2 separate regions of the Homo sapiens genome follow, and region 2 is linked to region 1. A link is a contact called in ENCODE Hi-C or POLR2A ChIA-PET data. All regions are on one chromosome and are shown on one strand. The core of a region is the stretch at or near the end of the contact, and the rest is flanking DNA. Distances in the headings are between cores, read along the strand shown. Region 1 overlaps TDRD7 (tudor domain containing 7). Region 2 has its middle 21 kb from the start of MIR1302-8.

What was found. Hi-C counts contacts between places; a loop is a spot of excess contacts on that map. ChIA-PET counts read pairs that join two places held with the same protein, here RNA polymerase II (POLR2A). Pooled maps may share reads with other maps.
Region 2: a loop to region 1 is called in a pooled map, with 4 times the contacts of the local background. The contact joins two enhancer-like sites. A Hi-C loop is called at or near these places in 1 of 168 maps with a recorded cell type or tissue (psoas muscle) and 4 of 50 pooled maps. POLR2A ChIA-PET finds 5 or more read pairs at or near these places in 2 of 52 experiments (BJ and HCT116).

Annotation. Positions count from the first base shown.
Region 1 is chr9:97,465,528-97,471,532 of GRCh38, forward strand. TDRD7 (tudor domain containing 7) reads left to right here. Exons shown (of 17, transcript NM_014290.3): 9 at 5,031-5,142. Among named protein-coding and RNA genes, the nearest start is that of TMOD1, 33 kb to the right of the region's middle. RefSeq lists an enhancer at 3,098-3,157. Within about 2 kb of position 3,249, at least 9 of the 41 ENCODE cell types and tissues checked have a DNase peak (open chromatin) inside an H3K27ac peak, as active enhancers do.
Region 2 is chr9:97,382,268-97,387,622 of GRCh38, forward strand. No RefSeq gene overlaps it. Among named protein-coding and RNA genes, the nearest start is that of MIR1302-8, 21 kb to the left of the region's middle. RefSeq lists enhancers at 3,479-3,985, 3,986-4,491. Within about 2 kb of position 3,969, at least 2 of the 41 ENCODE cell types and tissues checked have a DNase peak (open chromatin) inside an H3K27ac peak, as active enhancers do.

The sequences.
Region 1 (6,005 bases), core at 1,999-4,498:
CTCTTCTGGGCTTGGCTACATTCGTGGATATCAGCCTCTGCCCTTTGCCTCTTCATACTGTCAATGCAGAGACCAAGAAGCACAGTTTCCCTGAGAGCGGTAGTGTCTCAGGGCCTTGGAACACCCAAATAACATGCAGAGAAATTAGGTATTAGCTCCGTGTGCTGTGTGGTCAGTTGTACTAGTGTATTTTTAATGTGTTACTTCTTTCTATCTTGGTGGAAGCTGTGTGTCTATTTGGAATTTATCCTTTGAATAATGGGCCTGCTACTTGATAGAGAATTTGGAGGGAGAGAAAGTCTTTTCTTTCTCGATTGTTAAGATGTCTCCCTTCCCTAAAGGGAAATGCGCTTTAAGACTTGGGTTCATTTCTGTCCTTCATGATGGGAAGGACACTGTGTAGAAGGGTGACCCTAGTTCCCCACTTCTATAGTCCCTTGTATTTATACAGAGCGCTCTTGGACTGTGAGGGGAATGTATCTAAGATCTTTTGGTTTTCTCTAGATTTTGCAAGCAGGGAAATATGTTTCTATTTCTGCAGCCTCTGTTCCATAATACAAAACCTTATTCCATGTGCCACTATCAGCCGCCAGCCAGTAATCCTGTATGTGTCACTGAGTGCAAATGACCAGTCCCTGAACACAGGCTTAAGTCCATCAGTTACTGGCCACTGAACCCTAGCTACAAGTGGGAGTTAGGAGGTCAGAAAGGGATACTGCTGTTTCTTAGCAGGTTGCTCAATAGGAGAGGCCCTGACCCTCTCCAGAAGTAAGCTCACCCAACCACCCAGCCACCCTTTCCCATTTGCAGAGGCATTTAGGAAACTCCCCAGCTGAATCTACAGAGGCACAAATTTTAAGTAATTTGACTGACTTTAAAAATCTGAAAATTGGAAAATAGTTTGCCAGTTTCTTACGAACACTTAACCATATGACCCCTAAGGCCCACAAGGTGTCTTGTACATACATGTGTGTTGCAGTATTATTATTAATAGCCCCAAACTGGACACAGCCCAAATGTTCACCAACAGGTGGATCATAAAAACAAATTATAGTTTATTCATGTAGTAGAACACTGTTAACAATACAAAGGAATTAACTACTGATATAAATAGTTTCATGGACAAACCTCACAGATTTTGTGCTGAGCAAAAGAAGCCAGGCACAAGAGAGTAATGTATAATTTCATGTAAATGATGTCTAAGAGCAGGTAAAATTCATCTGCAGTGATAGAAATCAGATCAGTGGTTGCCTGGGACAGGAGGTGGAGGGGGGCTAATTGCAAAGGGCAAAAGGAGACTTTTTGGGGTGGTGTAAATGGTCTATATGTTGATTATGGTGATGATTATATGGATGTATACATTGATCAAAGCCCATCAAACTGTATTGTAAACAGGTATCTTTTATTCAGTGTAAATTATACTTGGATAAAGTTTGAAACCTGGAAGAAGCTAAGGACCACAATGGTCACTGGACCAAAGGAGAACACAGGGCTTGGGCACTAGTCCTGAGTCTGCCTGTATTTGGGTGTGTGCCTTTGGTCAAGTCCCTCCATTCCTCTGGGTCTCTAGTTGATAGGAGATAACTATCCCTAAACGTTCCTAGATAAACTTCTGTTTCCTGGCCATTTCACTCCCCCGGCCCTTAGGAAGTTCAACAAAAGCTAAGCTATTTTGAGGCACAGAGATTTCTTATGAAGAGAAGAATCATACGTAAATCCTAATGACACATTAACAGTGTAACAATATTTACAATAAATAATGCAGCTATTCCACAAGGATATCTCCCAGTCTGAAGTCTATAGGGCAGTCACTTTCTTTCCTCCCTCCCTCCTTCTACTTTGGGAATTCAGGCTCTCGTGTCAGATAGAACTGAGTCTCAGCTTTGCCATTTCTAGCTGTGTGGCCTTAGGAAAGTTATTTAACTTCCCTGATTGCTTATCTGTAAATTCAAACACTCCCATCGTGTTGTATATACCTGATACACTTTTTCACTTTTTACTGGAGCCAAGAACAAAACATACAAGTCCTTCTTCTCAAGAAGCTTACATTCTAGTGAGAAGAGAGAGATGACAAGCATACAGTAAACACACAAAACAATTTTAGTACAATGAAGGAAATAACCAATAAAGGAAATAACTATGATAGAAAATAACTCTGAAGCAAGAGATAGGCAGAGTGATGTGATCTCATTTAGATGCTTCAGAAATCATTCTGGGACTGTTGTGGGGGAATGGATTGTATTATAGTAGGGCACAGAAGGAAAGTAATACTGGTTAGGTGGCTGTTGTAATAGCCAGCTACCTTGTAACCTGGATTAGTGAAGATGGAGGTAGTGGAAGAGATTCAGGATATATTTGGAGGTAGAACTGACAGGACACTGACCTGTTGGAAGTGGATGGTAAGCAAAAGAGAAGATTCAAGATAAGCTACTGGGTTTGGGGCTTGAGCAATTGACTAGATATTGGTGCCATTTGTTGAAATTGGGAAGTCAGAGAGAAAAACCATTGTGGAGAACAATTGAGAATTTCATAGGACCTGCTAGGTTTGAGAATAGCTATCAGATGTCACATGGATGAATTTGGAGCTCAGGGAGCAGTTAGGACTGGAGATGTGTCAGGTTGGGAGGCATCAGCATATAGGTGCTATGTGAAATCACAGGACAAGATGAGATCCCCTAGAGAGAGAATACACGTAGAGAGGAGGAGGGGCCTGGGCCCAGGTCCTGAAACCCTTCAGTATTTACATGGAGGCATAAGGGGAGCAGAAAAGCCTGTAAAGATGGCCAAAGAAGAAAAACCAAGAGAGTGGTGTCACAGAAGCCAGAAAAAGAAAGCGTCTCATAAAGAAGGGAGTGACCAGCCTCGTCATTGCTGCTGAGAATTATGGGCTGGATGTGAAGAATAAAAAAGGTAGCTCGGTATTTTGTGCAGTAGCAAGCTCTTGGGACAGCGGTGATTGTAGCAATCCGGGCCTGAACTTGTTCCCCACATCCCCTTGAAGCTGACAGAGATGATTTCTCCCTTTATTTGGAGAAACCCCAGCTACTTAGCACCAGTCTTGCTTCGCTTGAATTGAACTTTGTCTGGTGGTAAGTACTGATTCCTTCCTTGCTTTCCCTGTCAGATCCTTGGTGAGTAGGAGAAACAGGAGATGTGGTCACCCGCTGAGGCTGGTGCCAGTTTGGCCTGACCCAGGCCCACATCCCAGGGGAGTCTGCTGGGTGATAGGTAGTGCTGGGAGACCTTTGGCCACTTGATGGTGCCAGAGAACCAGGAATGGACTGGGGCCTTATGCCAGATTATGTGACTACTGGCCCTGATCCCAGGACATTAGAGAGAGAGAGACTACTGAGCCCTCACAGAGCAAAGGACACAGAGCAGAGTGTGGTGAGAGTCACACTGGCCAATGCATGGACAAGTGTTTTATAAACTGCAGTTGCCATACAAACATGTATGATTAAAAACAAGAAAAGAAGCTACAAACAGTTCAGAAACACTTTCTTTTGAGGCTTTGGAGCAGTTATTCTTTAATCTGTTCTTGTGCTAAGAATACATTCTGAATTTCCCAGGAGTCATGATTTCACATGCTATGTCCTATTGTCAGACCACGTTACCTCCATTTTGGGCCTGGGAAGAACAGAATCTAAGTTGTAGGTGGTGATAGCTATTAAAGGAAATGAAAGCTGCCTGACTCCTGAGGCCTATGAGAAGCAAAAGCAGGTGCTAATTTAGGATTGGAGAAATAGACTTGTGCACTTAAATGGCCAGCTGCCTGACATGCAGCCCTACCAGCGATCTAGGCCTAAGTCAGTGTTGAGTCAGATGTGGATTCTAAGAGATGGTCTTTCTGATACAAGGTAGACAGGCCCCACAGGCCCGCTTATCACATGGCCAAGGAAAGGAGTTAGTGGTGTCTTCTGCTTTTTTCCCTTAGATTCTCTGCTGGGAAGGGTTTTTGTTTCGTGTGTTTAGTACCATAATCTAGGTACTAAGAAGCTGGCCTGTGGACTTTATTTTCAGGGAGGCAGTGAAAGGAACCTACCTCATGTTACTTGGTATTAAGGCCAAGACTTTGCCCTGGTGTTTGTTGTTTTGTTTGCTTTGTTTCTTTCAATAACCATCATCTCCTTTAATTAGAGATGCATATTAGGTTTTCAACATTTCCCTTAGATTCTTAGTTATTCTAAACCATAGCTTAATGTTTCTAGATTTTTATTTTTCTCAAAAAAAGGCTTTGTGTTTATATAATCCTTTTAAACTGAAGATTCTATAAATATTCTTAAAAATAATATCCAGGCTCTTAACAGTCTGTGCTAATGGTGAGGAAAAGTTGTTCAGGTTTCTGCAAACACAGACCTCTGTTCAGCAGACTTAGGGCCTTTTGCTGAGCTGAAAGAAGACCTAACCCAGCTTCACACCCTTGAAAAAAATAGGTACGCCTGTTTTTTAGTTTAGAATTCCATGTTGTTCAGCAGTGATACCATTGTTGTCATTGATGAAGCATCTCGGTCCCTGGAAGCACAGTAGCTGAGAATAGCCATCACAAATGCTGCTTTGGGGATTTAGAATCTGATAAATACCACAAGGATGATGCCTGCCATAGAAACAAATACTGCTGTCCAGGGAACGGGTGGAAATGTGTAACTCAAAAAAGAATAAGCTGATATAGGCATTATGATATTAATGAAAGCACCAAAGGGGAGGGGAGCAGAGTTGGCAGAACCAGGTAGATAGGCTGCTGAAAGACTGGCGACAGCAAGGTGGCAGGGCTGAGCAGTCTTGTTCTTCCCATTGAAGGGGTAGGGTGAGGTAGAAGACTGGGACCTGGAACTAGGACCCCTGGTTTCCTTGGTCTCAGCTCCAGCCTTTCTCTTCTGTGGTAAGTCAGGGGCACCTCCCCAGCTTTTTCCAGGTGCCACTCTGCCACTCAGCTTGCTGATCATGGAATAAGATTGAGCCAATTAAGTGTATCAAATGAATTTTTTAAAGAGAGGATAAAGAACTAAACATTCTGTGTTTTTAATCATTAGGTATGCTATGTTGACTATGGTTTTAGTGAAAATGTTGAAAAAAGCAAAGCATACAAATTAAACCCGAAGTTTTGTTCACTCTCATTTCAAGCTACAAAATGTAAGCTTGCAGGTAAGAGGAACTTTTTAAAAAACTCTCTCCATTTCAATAGGCTATTACCACTGTACATTTGGATAGTTGAATCCTAAAATGGACTAAGTATCTCATGTTATAATGTGTTACTTCTTGAAAGGTTTAAATTCATGTCGAATGTATTCTTTATAAGATACCATTATAAAAATGTTATGTTTTTATATTTTGTGTTATATATAAAAACGTATTATAATTTCTTATAAAAATTTCAGCCATCTTAAAGGGATTTTTCTTGTTCTAACTGCCCTAGTAACAATTGATAGAGGCCCTGTTTCATGACATTTGATGAGTTTCAATATGTTGTTCAGCATGTTGTGAGGTGACTCTCAGCCCCTTTCCCACTGAGATGTACTGTGGTGATGCTGTGAGGGTGTGACTGACACACCTTCATGTGCCCAAGCATGGGTTTGATCACAGGTCACATGCAGTTTTTGGCATAGTAGATGTATCATTGTTCTTTTCCTTCCTCCTAAAGGAAACAGAGGAATCCACCTGTATGAGAGTGCCATGTAGGGATAAACTTAAAGGACAGATGACACATTGGTCATGTCCGTGATAAGGAAAGGCATTGAAATATGCACCATGCCGGGGGGGACTTGAGCCAAATGCAGAAAATGATCATAATTATTTCATGAAAATTAGTACTCTGAAGAAATGCCTCCTTCCCAGTGGGATGAATTCTTATGTCACAGGAGCTGGGTTTGACTCTTATCTGTGAGATTAACCTGAAGAAATTTTAAAAACTTGTTAACAACTTTTAGAAGTTGGTGTTGGAAAGAACGTATCAAGGGCATAGGACAGGATTTAGGGTGTTGAAATTAAATGTTTGAGAAAAGTTCAAA
Region 2 (5,355 bases), core at 2,719-5,218, 83 kb before region 1:
TCTGGGGAGCAGAGCTACAATGAAGAATGGTGATCAGTGCTTCAGTGTGTGGGGAAAAATGAGGACCATTTATACAGGCAAAACAGAGGTGCTGAACAGAACTACAGCACTGTCCGTACAAAGGCTGACATATGGATATACTGACTACACTCTAAGAGAGTTGTTTAACACTCTATTGTAAAAAGGCAACAGTCCCAAGGGTCTCTGTCTGCACCTCTTTTAGTCTAGGTTTGAATAAAGAGCAGAGAGTCTGGTTAATGTATAACATCTCAATGCAAAGGTCAGAAAGTAAAGGTCATGCACCAAAGAAGAAAAACAGTCATATTATGTGAGTCAGCTTCCAGGACTTTTCCCTTTGGCATAATAAATTTGGAAGATCCTGAAACTTAATTTTCTTTTTATAAGAGGCTCCTAGAAACTGGACTAAGACTTCAAGTTCATCCTCTTAAACTGTACCCTGTTGCTGCCAAGGTGCCAAGGCCCAACAGGGCCAAGACAAATGTCTGGGTCTACATTGAGCTTTACAAGAGACCCCCTCTTGGCACCCTGGAGAATGCTGGCTCTTGCTCCAGTGAGAAGCTTGTTTTTTAGGTAAGGAAAGTGAAGCCCCTGGCACTAGGTTTAGAAGGCCTTCCTCAAGTCTGCAGACCCCCTCCACCAAGGGCTCTACAGTCAAGGAAGTTATGCAGAACACACCAGAAAATCGCACCAAGAATCAGGAAGATCTCAACTTGGATGAGAACAGACAATCAGTATGTGTGAATACCAAGATGCCAGATGTTGGAATTATCTGACAGTGGTTTGAAATAGCCATAATAATAATGTTTTAATAAGCAATTATAAACACACTTGAAACAAATGAAAAATTAGAAAATCGTAACAAAAAAATAGAAGAAAGAAATCCAAGTGGAAGCTTCAACTGAAAAATATAATAACCAAAATTTAAAAACTCAATGTGTAGGCTCAACAGGTTTCAAAAGTGAGGAGAAAGAATCTATGAACAAAAAGAACAACAGAAATGACCAATCTAAACAACAGGGAGGGGAATGAACAGAGTCAGAGAAGCAGAGGGGAAGCACTTGGGGTGAGTGCAGGGCAGTGCCTGTTTACCACCCTGATTGGAAGCATTTCAGTATTTTAGTTGGTATGGCTGTATCCCTGCATGCCTGTGGATCATCAGTTTGGAGGCATAAAACCCCAAAAGGACAGGATTCTGGGAGCTTCCAGATAGCTGGCCACATGGAGATTCCTGGAGGGAGGCACGCCCAGAAAGGTCATGGAAGCTCCGTGCCCCTTCTTCCATTCCCTGCCCTATGTATTGCCTCCATCTGGCTGTTTATCTGCATCCTTTATTAATAAACAAGTAGGCCAGGTGCAGTGGCTCACATCTGTAATCCCAGCCCTTTGGGAGGCTGAGGCGGGCGGATCACAAGGTCAAGAAATCGAGACCATCCTGGCCAACATGGTGAAACCCCATCTGTACTAAAAATGCAAAAATTAGCTGGGCACGGTGGCATGCATCTGTAGTCCCAGATACTCAGGAGGCTGAGGCAGGAGAATCACTTGAACCCGGGAGGCAGAGGTTGCAGTGAGCTGAGAGCGCCACTGCACTCCAGCCTGGCGACAGAATGAGACTCCGTCTCAATAAGTAAATAAACAAACAACTAAATGTAAGTAAAGTGTTTACCTGAGTTCTGTGAGCTGCTCTAGCAAATTAATCAAGCCCAAGAAGGAAGTTACAGGAACCCTGATTTACAGCCAGTTTCTAAAGAATGTATTAACCAGGTGACAGCCTACTACTTGCTACGGGCATCTGAAGTGGAGGGCAGTCTTGTGGGACTGGGCACTCAGCCTGTCTCCAGGTAGATAGTATCAGAATGGAATTGAATTAGAGGATGCCTAATTCACTGCCTAATACACTGCAGAATTGCTTGATGTATGGGGAAATGACCTTCACACATCCGTTATCAGACGTATTGTATTGAGTGGTGTGTGAGTAGAGGGAAAAACCACTTTTTCCCTATATCTTACATATTGAATGCCTTTCATTTTATTTTCTTGCCTAATTGCTGGGCCCTCCCATGCCTCCCACTCACTGCCCCCCTAATGCCTCACCTTCAACTCTCCCCACGGGAAAAGTTCACAGTCCCCCCCACTCCTGCCCACTTTGCCCCATGAAATAACCACAGTACAAGACTGGACAGAGGATAAAGCCATCCAGGGGGCTGTAAGCTCTAAGGACTCGGGCCAGCTTGCCCTTAGGACAAGTCAGTAACAACACAACTGAGTGTGTAAACAGGGGACCCCCAAGACCTTGGACCTCAGGAACACAGGACCCCAGACTTCACCTTGGCCAGTATGGGAGTGTGGGGTCTGTCGTTGACAAGGAATAAGTACCCTTATCCTGGCAAACCAGAGCTCACCTGTGGTTCATCAGGCTCCAGCCAGGAAGGAATGGCCAGGATGTGCCTGACAGAGAGGCTGGGAGTCTTCTAGGGAATTTCCGCCTTGAAAGGAATTATACCAGGAATTGCAGGGATGCTGGAAATCCTAGATCTTAGGTAGTAGCAATGTTTATGCAATGAGGCCCAGCTGCAGCCTTAAAAATTGCATTGCAAAATCTTTCCCCCTGGATAAGAAACCAGCAAGAAAAGAAGTGCTAAGGTCAAAGACAGAATCCCAGGAGGAGTCAAATCTAAGGTCAAGGGTCACTCACGGCTCTCCTGGAAGTGAACTGAAGATGCAATGTCCAGCCTGCCCTAAGTCCATTTGCAAATAATCCTCCTTTGGCCTTATCCTTTCCACATTACACATTTGGATCTTTTTACACTCCCCCCGCCCCAACACATACACACATACACACTTAGTACTGATGCAATTCCAGTGTTTGAACAAGAAAACTACAAGTCCCTAATAGTTGATCAAAGGAAACCTCAGTAAGCAAATCAACATGTTCCCTCTTCCTCCAAAGCAGTAGAAAGGTAGCCACTGTCTTGGGTCAGGAAATGGTCCCTGGAAGGGTATTTTTAAAGACACCCAGATTCCCAAGGGTGCTGCTATGCCGTGTGAAAGCCCCTTCAGCTGCTAACCTGGGAGTTCTGAGGGGCTGTCTCTGCTTCTTGCCCAAGCTGACGATACAGAAGTGAACATGGGCCCTGAGGAAGTCCTACTTTTCTCCCATCTCCCTTCTCCTGCAGTCAACACACAGGCACCCCTGCAAGATGCCTCATCTCTAGGAGGGATATGAGAGCCTGTATCTCCAATTAACACAGGAAGTGAAAGAACAAAACCACAGCTCCTAGGCTGTAACAGAAACAGGATTTTAATACAGTATTCATCTCTATTGTATCCATTTTTATAGTAAATAAATTTTGCCCCTCTTCAAAGCAGCCAGGGCTGGGGGAGAGCTCTTAGGGAGCGGGGACAGGAGTGTCTCATGTTCTCCTGGGCTTCAAGGGATCCCAGAAAAAGACTCACCTTGCTGTCCTTCTCATCTGGGCTGGAGGAGCCGGCCCAGGGTCCCTGGGGGGCCCAGCTGTGCCCTGCTGCGTACGTAGGGGTCACAGTTGAGCGTGCCTCGTGTCTGTCCAGCCACTGGTCCAGGGCTCTGCTCTGGGGGCCTGGTGGCTGGATGGGAGGGCAGGATGACCTGGAGGGGACTACCCCAGGGTCTCAGACTACCCTGCCACCCACTCTCACTCTGTGCTCCGGGCACTGTGCTGCGTGCTTGGTGTCCCGGTCCCGAGAGTGATCATTTAGCATCAGCCCATTTCATAGAGGAGGAAAGCGAGGCCCTGAGAGGTGAGGTGCCCTGCCCCAGCCACAGGGCTGTTCAGTGATGGAGCCGGGAGCCCAGTGCCAGCTGTCCGACACTCCAAACCCACACTTAGCCCAAAGCTGCACTGAGCCCTGGGACAGTCCGCCCAGTACACCAGGTCACTCACAGGCACCTGAGCTTGACTGTGGCCTTTTCTCCTTGGCATTGAGGCCGTTGCTGGCTGACTCAGGTGGTGGTTCTGACTGGCAGGACTGCTTATAGCTACAGGACAGGGTGGCAGCCCTGAGACTACCTGGAGCCACACCTCAGCTCTCCCTCCCAATGCCTGCCCAGCACCTGCAGTCTGGATGGCCCAGCTGTCACCACATACTAGAGGATGACTCTGACCAGGAGCCATAGCTTCAGGCTTCCTGCTACTGGCCACCAGAGAGAGTCGACCCCTGCCCTCACCCAAGTCCTTCCCCAGCCTGATCTCTCATCCTCACTGAGCTGCTCCATGGTCTGGAACCAGGTTCCAAAGTCCTCAGGTGGAAATTATCTGCAGCCACCTGAGGCAGCTGCAGCTCCCTAATTACTGTGCATTCCTGGTGCCAGAGGGAAGAACAGCAGGGTGACAGGGCCCGGTGGGGGGTGCTGGAGGAGCCCTGGTGGGGGTGTGGAGTGGGGCTAAGGGTCTTGGCCTCTCTAGGTCTTTGCTTTTAAGAGGCTCCCACCTCCACTCCAATCCCATCCAGTCCCTACTTGTTCTCAGAGTTGGGTTCAAACAGTCCCTCCTCCAGGAAGTTGTCCTTGATTCCAGCGCCTACCCCCACCCTCCAGTGGGATGGTTCCTCCTCTGCTCTGTATCAAGCCCTCCCAATGAGTCTAAGATGTAGGGGATGGGTCCAGGGAGTGTCTGGCAGGCGGGGAGTCTCCGACTTCCACGCCCCCAGCCTCCCGCAGTGAATGCCACAGCTGCTTACCTAACTCCTTTCCTGGAAGTTGATCAGATTTGCCTGGAAGTCACACAGCCAAAGCCCATCAAAAAGTCCCTGGCCCCTGACCACCTCCCGACCACATTCCTCTCACGTTGCAGTACCAACAGGGTCCACCAGGGGGCAGGGCGTGCATACAAAATGGGACTTGAACCTGGGTCAGACTAGGCTCCAGAGGAGGCGGTCACGGCAGCGGAGGCTCAGGGACTTTAGAGCCCAGCCCTCTCTGATGACAGACAGGGAAACCGAGGCATCGAGCTGGAAGGGATTGTTCACCTACTCCCGTGCTCTCTAACTTCACTCTCCTGCCACCATGGACAGCGCCCGAGGGAGCGTCTGACTCCAGCGCAGCTACAATCTCCTGCAGCTGGGCAGCGAGGCAGCTGGGCCGCTTCACTACACGGGGAACGGGGTCTGGCGGCTCCGTGGAGCCTCCGTTCCCCTCATCAATACGGTGGGCGCGACGCCCGGCTCACAGGGGAAGTGTGAGGACCGCCTAAGAGGAGGTTTGCCGAGAGCTCAAGACTCGGTGAGGGGCTCTCTCCTCCCAAGCTCAGGACCCTGGCCCCGCCCTGCCCCTCCCCAGCCTCAATCGCATCTGGA